Linked DNA regions of Homo sapiens: region 2 is linked to region 1. Evidence: read pairs that join two places in POLR2A ChIA-PET (ENCODE). Cell type or tissue: B cell. All regions are shown on one strand. Region 1 overlaps AFF3 (ALF transcription elongation factor 3). Region 2 overlaps AFF3 (ALF transcription elongation factor 3).

Evidence for each region. ChIA-PET counts read pairs that join two places held together with the same protein. Peaks named below come from ENCODE experiments on the same cell type or tissue, not always from the same donor. Only the 100,000 strongest peaks of a DNase experiment are listed, where the experiment ranks them.
Region 2: POLR2A ChIA-PET joins it to region 1 with 7 read pairs; 2 of 35 experiments call an interaction of 5 or more read pairs at or near these places.

The regions. Positions count from the first base shown.
Region 1 is chr2:99,884,487-99,889,486 of GRCh38, reverse strand. All of the region lies in intron 7 of AFF3 (ALF transcription elongation factor 3), which reads left to right. Among named protein-coding and RNA genes, the nearest start is that of AFF3, 260 kb to the left of the region's middle. In B cell, no CTCF peak of the experiment used is centred here; no DNase peak of the experiment used is centred here.
Region 2 is chr2:100,052,529-100,057,528 of GRCh38, reverse strand. The region is part of intron 4 of AFF3 (ALF transcription elongation factor 3); the gene reads left to right. Among named protein-coding and RNA genes, the nearest start is that of AFF3, 88 kb to the left of the region's middle. In B cell, no CTCF peak of the experiment used is centred here; no DNase peak of the experiment used is centred here; H3K27ac peaks cover 2,333 bases.

The DNA of each region.
Region 1 (5,000 bases):
TAAATCTGTCATAGTGAGAACACATGTTGGAGATGGCATGTGTCAACATGATTCAAAAACAATGGCACAGGTACCTCTGCTAATAAATATATTTCAAATGGATTATTCATAACACCTTAAAAGGACTTGGATTGAAACCTATTGCCTTTCTTTACAAGATTCAGATCTGTTAGAAATCTGTGTGGAGTCAGTCCCCATGGCACAGGCCTGTAGTTCAGCTGCTCAGGAGACTGACTGAAGGATTGCTTGGTCCCAGGAGTTTGAGGCTGCAGTGAGCTATGATCTCGCCTGTGAATAGCCACTGTACTCCAGCCTGGACAGCACAGTGAGACCACATCTATAAAATTTAAAAAAAAAATCTGTCTAGAATATAAGAAAAAGAAAGAATTGATAAATCAGTGCTTTTATTTCTAGGCAACATGTCTGTCCTCCTCCTAGGTTTTAAGCCTAAAAATAAATTTTTAAAGGTTTAAAGCATACAGCTACATCATTATTTTTATGGCAGTCAAATTAATTCTTCCGTCCACCACTTGAAGCCAATGGAGATTGACGGTCCTGTTTTCTTACTTTAATGATGTAAACCTCATTGAAAATGAAGATTCTGGAGGATAAAAAATGGTGCTGTGACTGCTATTGATTAAGTGTCTTGTTGCCGTCATTGTTCATCCCTCCTTGGCCTCTTGGGCAGAAGGAGGCCCAAGAATAACATTGCTGACATTTCCTTGAAAAGATGCAGTGCTTGACAAAGACAGCTGCATGCTTAAAAAAAAAAAGATACAGTTTTGATGCACATGCTTTAGTCTTTTTAGGACAAGTGATTGATTACGTAAAAGAAAGAGTTCTTAAAGTCACATCGAGTTAAATGTCCATCTGACATACTTAAGAATAAAAGTCATTGTAAGATGGTGAGTTTCAAAAACTGCATGACTTACACAATTTTTAAAAAGAAATTGATGAAATAGGGAGAAATAAAGGAAAAGATAATACACAGTAGAGTAATTGTAACATTTAATTGGAATAAACATTTCTAGTATTGTAGCTGTGAAATCCTGAATGTGTTCAAAATGTAGTTTCTAGTGGTGCAGAAAACGAAATGCTATTTTTAAATGACAAAGTTCAAACATTATATGTATACTGAAGCTCCTGTTTAATTAACAGTTTTTATTCATTTGAAGTTGTAAGTTTGTCCTCGATATCTATGCTTTATAGATGAGCTCTCTTTAATTTATTCCAGTACCTTCATCATCTGCTCTCTTCATTTGTTCTCATATTACAGTGAAGTTTTACAATGTTTTATTTTTCGAGTTGTGCCTTTCCATCCAAGTATTTTATTGGGAATATACTTTTTCGTCTCTTTCTTGGGGATGATGAAAAGTATTGTGACTATTAGGCTCATTTCTAAGACATTTGATGCAAATTTTTGACTATGACAGCGTTTCTGAAGTTATTAATATAACACTTGCTGATTTTGATTACAAATAGTGAGTGCAGAGAGCTAGTTCTCAGAATCATGGACGTCCATGGATATTTAGTGTAGCATTTAGGGACGTGCCTGTTTGGAGTTGGGTGGCCCTGGATGGAAGCCTGTCTCTTCCCTACACAGCTGAATGATCTGGAGCAATTACCTACCTTACTAAGCCTTGTTTGCTTACCTGTGAACAGAGGGTGGTAATACCTGTCCCATAGGGATGCCATAAAGGATTAGACAATGTATGGAAAGAGTTGAGCACGATGCCTTTTGCAATAAGAACTCAATAGTTGATATCTACTAGCGTAGTTTAATGATAAGTATAGCAATAATAAATATTTATTTAATGCTAAACATGTTTCAAATGTTGTGTTATGAACCATGATTTTTTTGAAAAAGGAGTAACTCCTGACATTGAAGAGCTTATATTTCCTGGTAAACAGCGCAGATATTTAAGTGATAATTACAATATAATGTGATAACTACATTCCTAGTAATACTATGATATTTTGTGAGCACGGATAATGTGTTGCTTTAAAAAGATAATCAGCTTCATAAACTAGATTCTAAATTAACAAGCACAGTGCTAACACTCCCCTGACTGAACAGTTATACAAAAGGCTAAGGGTCTTAGAATTTATTGTCTTTCTTGCTGAAAGATGATTCTAATAACAATAAGGTTTTCCCCCTCCTATAATTTTGTGTTTCCAAAAACAAATGGTGAGGAAACAATAGAGTATGTTTACCCTTTCTGGACTCAGGGACAGGGTCTCTAATTTGGTCTCTGATTTGGACAGCTGCTATTTGCCTTAGACCTTTTAGGTTGTGTTTCTAAAGACTGAGGCTAAATTGAACATGACAGAGAGGATTCAGGTGAACAGATTAGCTCATCTGTCTTCCATCAGCACACCTGTTGCCCCCAACAGAGGGCAGAACCATTTCTCTTTCAAGCATGGGCTACTGATAAATTCAGCTAGGCGAGCTAGTTCAGCCTTCTCATTAAGGGAAGTTAAGAGAGAAGTGATGAAATCTTAAAAATTAGGAGTAACTGGACATTTCGTTAAGGGAGATGCATTACTTCTTACAGCACTAGGTATGAGTTGAAGTCAATGCATTTTAAACATGGTTTTCCTAAATTGAAGTCTTTAAAAAATAAAACTTTAAGAAAGTATCCTAAATACATATGGTAAAAATTTTCACAAATACTGCTCTTTGGCCATTCAAGAAATCTTCAAATGAAATATGATGTTGGAATTTTTTCTGCAGCAGTTATTCTGATGTAATATACATCTGCCTTATTTTTTCCATCACTAATTTTTTTCAGTTTGGGTAATAAAACTTGTTCATGAAGCGTGGTATATAGACCATTTTTAAATGGCCCTACTCCAGTGGACTTCAAGTCCAAAATGCAATGAGGAGTTTTCCTAATGGCAAATGTGCATCTTTTACATTTTTGTAGCATGGAGGGGGAGGCAGTAGAGGACTGTGGATGATTTTAGCTCTGCTCTCAGGCAGAGAGCATCATGGAAATGTGTCCAAACTGCTTTAGGAGGCTCTCTGACCTTGCGCGTACCTCCTTTATTCCTGAAAAAAAAAAAATTGTAATGACTCGAGTGAGTATGTTGTAATTTACTGTCAGCATCTTGGGGCATGTGTATGTTGGGACAGGCTAAGGCCAGTCCATTTAAAGACAAGGTTCCCCAGCAGGAGCTGGCCAGGGACAAAGTAAGTGCTCCACCAACTTTAAAATATGTGCATGGAACATGGTGATCAGACCTCGCTAGCATGGTCAAGTAAGGTCAGGTAAACCTTTCTGAGGTAGGAAAGGTGCAATCTAACTGGACAAAATGTGATCAGTGTTAGGTATGAGGCAGAGGGTACATACGAGGTATATTTGAAAGAGATTTTTAAATGCATTTTGGGGCATCAAGAAGGAGGGGCACACTTTGTTCAGGACTTGTTTCTCTTTCTACCAATCAATCATTAAATGTAAACTGAATCAATAAACTTTCACTGTCTGCGTGTTCCTTGTTCCAGTATCTCCTGTCATATCTCCAGACAGTATGTGATGAAACTAGTTGGTAACAGGTAAGCCTCTCTTATGGGTTAATGTAGTAAGAGAAGGTAGGTGGAGAAGCTCTATCACATGATAGATTCCAAAACCAATCCTGTGCGTATGATCTGCCCCAGAGCTGAGTTCTGCCCTCCAAATGACCTTGTTCCAGTGGCCCAAGTGGCTGAGCTTCTCTGCCAACCAAGAGTATGATGGAGTGAATGCACAGACCCACTACAGACAAGTTCATGGAACCCCAAGGATTCAGTATCTTTCACAACCTCTAAAACTTACAAGGGGCCATGGATGGAATTGTCAAGACTTAAAAAAGACCCTGCACCCTCTCTTTGAAACTCCCATCCCTGAAATCAGCAACTCCTGGGCACAAATATAGATTTAGGGGCCTAGAGTATCTCTGAGACTCATGATTCCTTGATTGAAAGTAGGAACAAGAAAATAAGTTTTAAATGATTACATTTTTGTTTTAGTCTTTACTCTGGGTAAGGTGTGATGTTACATGCAGGCTGTGTGCATGTGAGTACCAAACACAATTCCTGCTCTCAGGGAAACATGGATAAGACTTAAACAAGTGAAATGTTAAATAGCCCTGTGAGACAGGAGGGAATGCATATCAAGCAAGACAGTGTGGTCATTGGGTTTTGAGGGGGAAAATGAGGGAAAGGCCTTTGTGTGTGAGGTAGGGTAAAGTGGATGAATTTGAATCACATTTTGAAAGGCATTGCAGGTGGGATGGATGAGCAGATGTTCCCAATAGGAACGCCTGTAGACTGTTCAGAAGAAATTGCCCAAATGAGCCAGATGAGAAGGCTGAGGGCAGGGCTGCTTTTGGCTCTGAGGACTATAGATTTATCCTCTAGGTGATGAGGGGCTATTAACGGCTGGTGAGTCTGGAGAACTGAACAGTGGAAGCTCTATTTTAAGATTCACGTGGCAGTAGAGGATAGAGGTGTTTGGAAGCGGTGGGCAGTTGGCAAGCTATATGGGAGACATTTCTGGCTTAAGAACACAAAAAATGTGGGAATACAAATGGATGGTTCCAGTGAATCCCCCAGGTAGAGGGAGAGGCTGGGATTGGAGGATGGTAGAAGCGAATATGGTGAACCCAGCCACCCCCTCACCAGAATGTGTCTCCTCTGGGAGCTGGCTAATGTGGTCTTCACAGTGAAAATTGTTGGATGAGTGGTATAGACATATTATCCTTTAATTAAACATCTAACTTTGAAAATCTTGATTAATAAGCAGGCCGGGTGCAGTGGCTCATGCCTGTAATTCCAGCACTTTGGGAGGCCAAGGCTGGCAGATCACTTGAGGCCAGGAGTTTGAGACTAGCCTGGCCAACATGGTGAAACCCCATCTCTACCAAAAAAAAAATACAAAAATTAGCCAGGTGTGGTGTTATGTGCCTGTAGTCCCAGCTACTGGGGAGGCTGGGGCAGGAGAATCTCTTGAACCCCATAG
Region 2 (5,000 bases), 170 kb before region 1:
TTGGTCTTGAGCATTTATCATGTGATATGTGTAAATGCTATGTGCTTTAATCATGCATTTAGTATTAAATAGGCACAGAGATTCCAGTGAGTTGAGCTGAGAGTTAAAGAGATTGGGTAACTTATCCTGTGGTCATAGAACTAGTAAGTGGCAGGCCTAGGATATGAATCCAGTGTGGCTAGAGTTTTTTTTTTTTTTTTTTTTTTTTGAGACAGAGTCTTGCTCTGTTGCCCAGGCTGGTGTGCAGTGGCGTGATCTCAGCTCACTGCAACCTCTGCCTCCCGAGTTCCAGTGATTCTCCTGCCTCAGCCTCCTGAGTAGCTGGGATTACAGGCGCCCGCCACCATGCCTGGCTAATTTTTGTATTTTTGGTTGAGACAGAGTTTCACCGTGTTGGCCACGCTGGTCTCGAACTCCTGATCTCAGGTGATCCACCCGTCTTGGCTTCCCAAAGTTCTGGGATTACAGGTGTGACCATGCCTGGCCCAGTGTGGCCAAAGTTTTCAACAGAAATAGTTTTCTCTTTTTCTTGAATGTGTGGAAGACCTGAGAGCCCATGAACCCTGTGGAGTGCTTTACCATTTCTTCAGCTTTACTTATTGAACCAGCTGTTCAAAAAACCAGACACTTTTCAGAGTAAAGAGGCCTCTATTCGTATTTACCCCAGGGCAGACAGTATATACCAGAGTGCCTGAGGTGAACCAGAAAGTGTGGTTGCCTGTATATAAGAGTTTTAAAACAATACTATTTGGAGCACTCCCCACAAAAAAGGACATAGCCTTATTTAGAACAGATGGTATAGAGTAAACAAATGACATGGACAAAACAGAACTGCTCAACTTCTATTTTGATTTTATCATCTTTATCAGGAAAAATGATCTTTAAGTTGGAAAGGGTAGAATAAACATGGTTAGGAGACATTAAAACCCAAGATAGAAGAGATAATGAGAATGACTAAAAAAATGCCTTTACGCCTCCTGGGCACGGAAGGAACTTGCAGATGTGATTGTGGAACCACTTTAGATAATATTTTGTGAATCAAGGAGAATAGGATGCCAGAAGATTGTAAATGATTTTGACAAACATGTCCCAGCTTTCAAGGGGGAAAGCATGGTTTGGAAACTACAGATGGGTGAGCTTAAGTCAGTTTCTGAGGAATTCTAGAAGCAATATTAAGCAGACGTTTGTGAACATATAATAAGGCAGCAGTGAGTAATGGGAGACAGAAAGGATCCTCTAAGAACAAGTCTTTTTCTTGTTTAGATGGGATCATTCGTCTGATACATGAAGGGAATGCCGGATAGAGAGTGAATATTGATTTCAGCCAGCCACTTTGAGAGTCTCTGGTGTCACAGACAAGATGGAGAGATGTGACTAGCGTGATAATACAGTTTGATGAGTTTATATTTGCTGCCATAACCAGTGTGTGTGTGTGTGTGTGTGTGTGTGTGTGTGTGTGTGTGTGAGAGAGAGACAGCGATTTTTTTTTTTGTTCTAAGTGACAGGGTCTTACTCTGTTGCCCAGGCTGGAGTGCATGATCATAGCTCATTGTAACCTTGATCTCCTGGCCTCAAGCAGTCCTTCCTTCTCCGACTCTGAAAGCTCTGGGATTACAGGTGTGAGCCACTGTGCTGGGCCCACAACTATTTTAAAACTGGGTGATGAACAGATTGATCAACTAATGAAATAGCTTCTGGGGCAAAATGGCCTGTTGCTTGTTTTTATAAATAAAGTTGTATTGGAACACAGTTGTGCCCATTTGTTTATTATGTATTGTTTAAGGCTGCTTTCGTGCTACAGTAGCAGAGCTGAGCAGTTGCTTTAGAGACCATTTGGCCCGCAAAGCCTATAATATTTGCTTTCTGGCTCTTTAACAGACAAAGTTTGCTGATCTCTGGCCTAGACAGAACACTGGTTCTCAGCCTGCTGTACATTAGAATCACCTAAAGCATTCTTACTAATGCCCAAGCATCTTTCCTCCTCAGCCCCTCCAACTAAATCAGAATCAGAGGTTGAGCCTGGCATTTTTCTTTCTTTTCTTTTCTTTTCTTTTTTTTTTTTTTTTAAGATTTCTAGGTGATTGTAATGTGAAGTCAGAGCTGGAGACCACTGGCCAGGAGGGAGGGTGCTAGTGGGGAGTGCAGCAAGGGCGTGTGTGCCATCTCCTGTTTCCTATGAGGGTTAATGATGTACTGTGCAATCCAATCTCTGGATGACACAGAGGGAGAGGTGGACATGGTTCTTTAGATGACAGGGTAAGAACTGCAAAAATTCTGGCCCTAAGGTAACAAGATGATGTTGGTATAGTAAAAAATATAAAGGCCTTCCCTATGTACTAAAAGTCTCTTTCAGAAGTGTCAGGTGGTGATTTGGCCACACCCAGTGAAATGGATGTGAAAATGAGTTAAGGGTTAACTGCAGACTCAATATGAGCCAACGAACAGTATGTGATAACCAGGAAACCCAAAACGAGATAAAACCCAACAATAACAACCAAGGCAATCTCAGCCTACATTGACATAATTACAGTGAAAGCAGGGATAAAATTTCTACTGTATCTGCTCAGGTCAAATCACACCTGTTGGAGAAACACTCTTTGTGGGTGGGAATGTGGCTGGTTCAGCTTTGGAGTCACCTGGGGTAGTGCTTCCCAAGAGGCTGACCTCCACTGCCCTTAGAGCAGGGTGAGGTGCCACAGGGAGCAGTGCAGTCTTGTCTCTAAGAGGTGTACAAGTGGATCAGATGGCCATTTGGTAGGGGTTAGAAATGAAAGTTCATCTTTGGGGATTGTATTAGGATTTTCCAGGGAAATAGAACCAATAGGATGGATGGAAAACAATACACGTAAATCCTTAGGATAAGGAATTGGCTTATGTGATTATGGAGGTCAACAAGTTCCAAGATCTGCAGAATGACTCAGCATGCTGGAGATGCAGGAGAGCCAGTGGTGTGAGTTCCAGTTCAAAGGCTGGCAGACTTAAGACCTAGGAAAACCCAGTGTTTCATTTTGAGTCCAAAGGCAGGGAAAAACTGATGTCGCAGGCTCAAGGCAGTCAAGCAGAAAGAGATTCCCCCTTATATCTAGGAGGGGTCTGCCTTTTGATTCTGTTCTGGCTTTCAGCCAATTGTCTGGGGCCTACCCATGTTAGGGAGGGCAACCTGCTTTACTCAGATTGAAATGTTACTTCTATCCAGAAACAGCCAGAATAATGTTTGACTAAATGTGTGGCACCCCATGGCCCAAGCAAGATGACACAGAAAATCCATCTAATGCAACTTCCTCATCCTGTGGATGAGAAAACAGAGTCTCAGAGGATGTAACTTTCCCAAGGTGCCCCCACTTGGTCAGTGGCCAAGGTAGCTCTTGGGTTATTAGGTCTTCTCACTCCACAGCCCTATGTTCTTCCTGCCACACTGTTCAGCAGGTGTAGAGGTTGTGTTAATGACCTCTGTGGCCCTCTCCAGCCCTCAGGGTTAGACTGACTGTTAAATGGAAGAAGTCATTCCTCAGAAGGAGAGGCCTTAACCAGGATGGAGAACTGCAGCCATTGGGGGTGTGGTGCTTGATTTTGAAGAGACCATTGCCTAGATACAGAGGAGGTCAATGTAAACCCAAGTGATGTCCGCTGTCTTATGTACTTGGATTGTGAGCTCTTCCTTTTGTACACAAACACTCTTCAGGCCCCTTCAGAGCCCCAAATACTACTTAATCCTTTAATGCTGTTGCTGTCAAGAGGATGAGGAAGAGGGATGTCAGGCAGATTTCATGCTGGCGTGAATAATTAAGTGAGTGCAGGGCTACCATCTGAAGCTCCATGGGGGAGTTCCCTTTGTGCTGTCTGCATATGGCCTCCTCTTCTTGAATCAGCAGATGATTCAGCCGGAAAGACGAAGACACTCAAAGGGACTCTTTTTCAGGGATATGTCTCATCATAATAGGCTGTGCTCCCACCCCATGTCAAAGATGATTCTAGGTGCTTCTTATACATTATCTTTCCTGGTCTAAAAGACAACTATGAAAGGCAAGCTACACATTATTATCCCCATTCCATAAATGAGAAGACTGAGCTCTGGATGTATTTTCTTCATGTTGGAGGAAAATGATATTAATTGACAGGTCCCAGGTTTCTAATGTAATGCCCCCATGTGTTTTCACACTCTTGGCACTGAGCTAAAACATCTCATTTTAGGAACCAAGAATACAGTTATTAGAAGACCACTCTCAGAGTCAACTCTCGGGTACTGTCAAACAGCAGAATTTGAAATTCCACAGTGGCTAACACGCTGACACCCAACACAGTTCAAGTGTTGTATAAATAAAGTCAACAGCCTGACTTTTGAGTAAAACATAATTTTTCAACTGCTGCCAAGAGGAAGATAATTGATGATAAAAGGTAAACATAAATGACTTTTTGATTACCTGTTGTTTTAGATTACCTTAGCTTGTCTTCATCATTACTGCAGAGACTTCAAAGCTATGCAGAGTAAACTCTCAGGATCAATTTCCCCCTCTCCACTTCCCCTCTTGTCACATTTCCCCACACCTTTTAACAGAAGCCCTGCTCTTGGGGAAGTCAGGAATTAGTTGCTTCACTTTCTAATTATTACAAGTGTGTTAAACAAAATCACTGATAAGAGCCTCACATGTTGCAGGTGCGCATGCTCAAGCTCGTACTGGGGAAGGCGGCTGGAGGAAATGTGAGCAGGTGCAGCGCCCTGTCCTGCCCTGCCCCTGCAGGAGTCCTCATTAGTGAATGGACTGAGAGTGGCCTGGGCAGTGTTCTATCTGGACATACAGATACATTATTTTTAGGCTTTAAAACAGTATGATTTGGCAAATGGACCCACCAAGTTGAATCACAATCTCTAAACCCAGGAGCATTTCCTGGGTTCCTGTGGAGCAGTTCCTCTGTCTGGGTAAGGGAGGACTGGAGACAGACCCTGCACATAGAGTGGGGACAAGGAGTATAGGTGGTGTGAAAGTTTGCTGTTAACACGG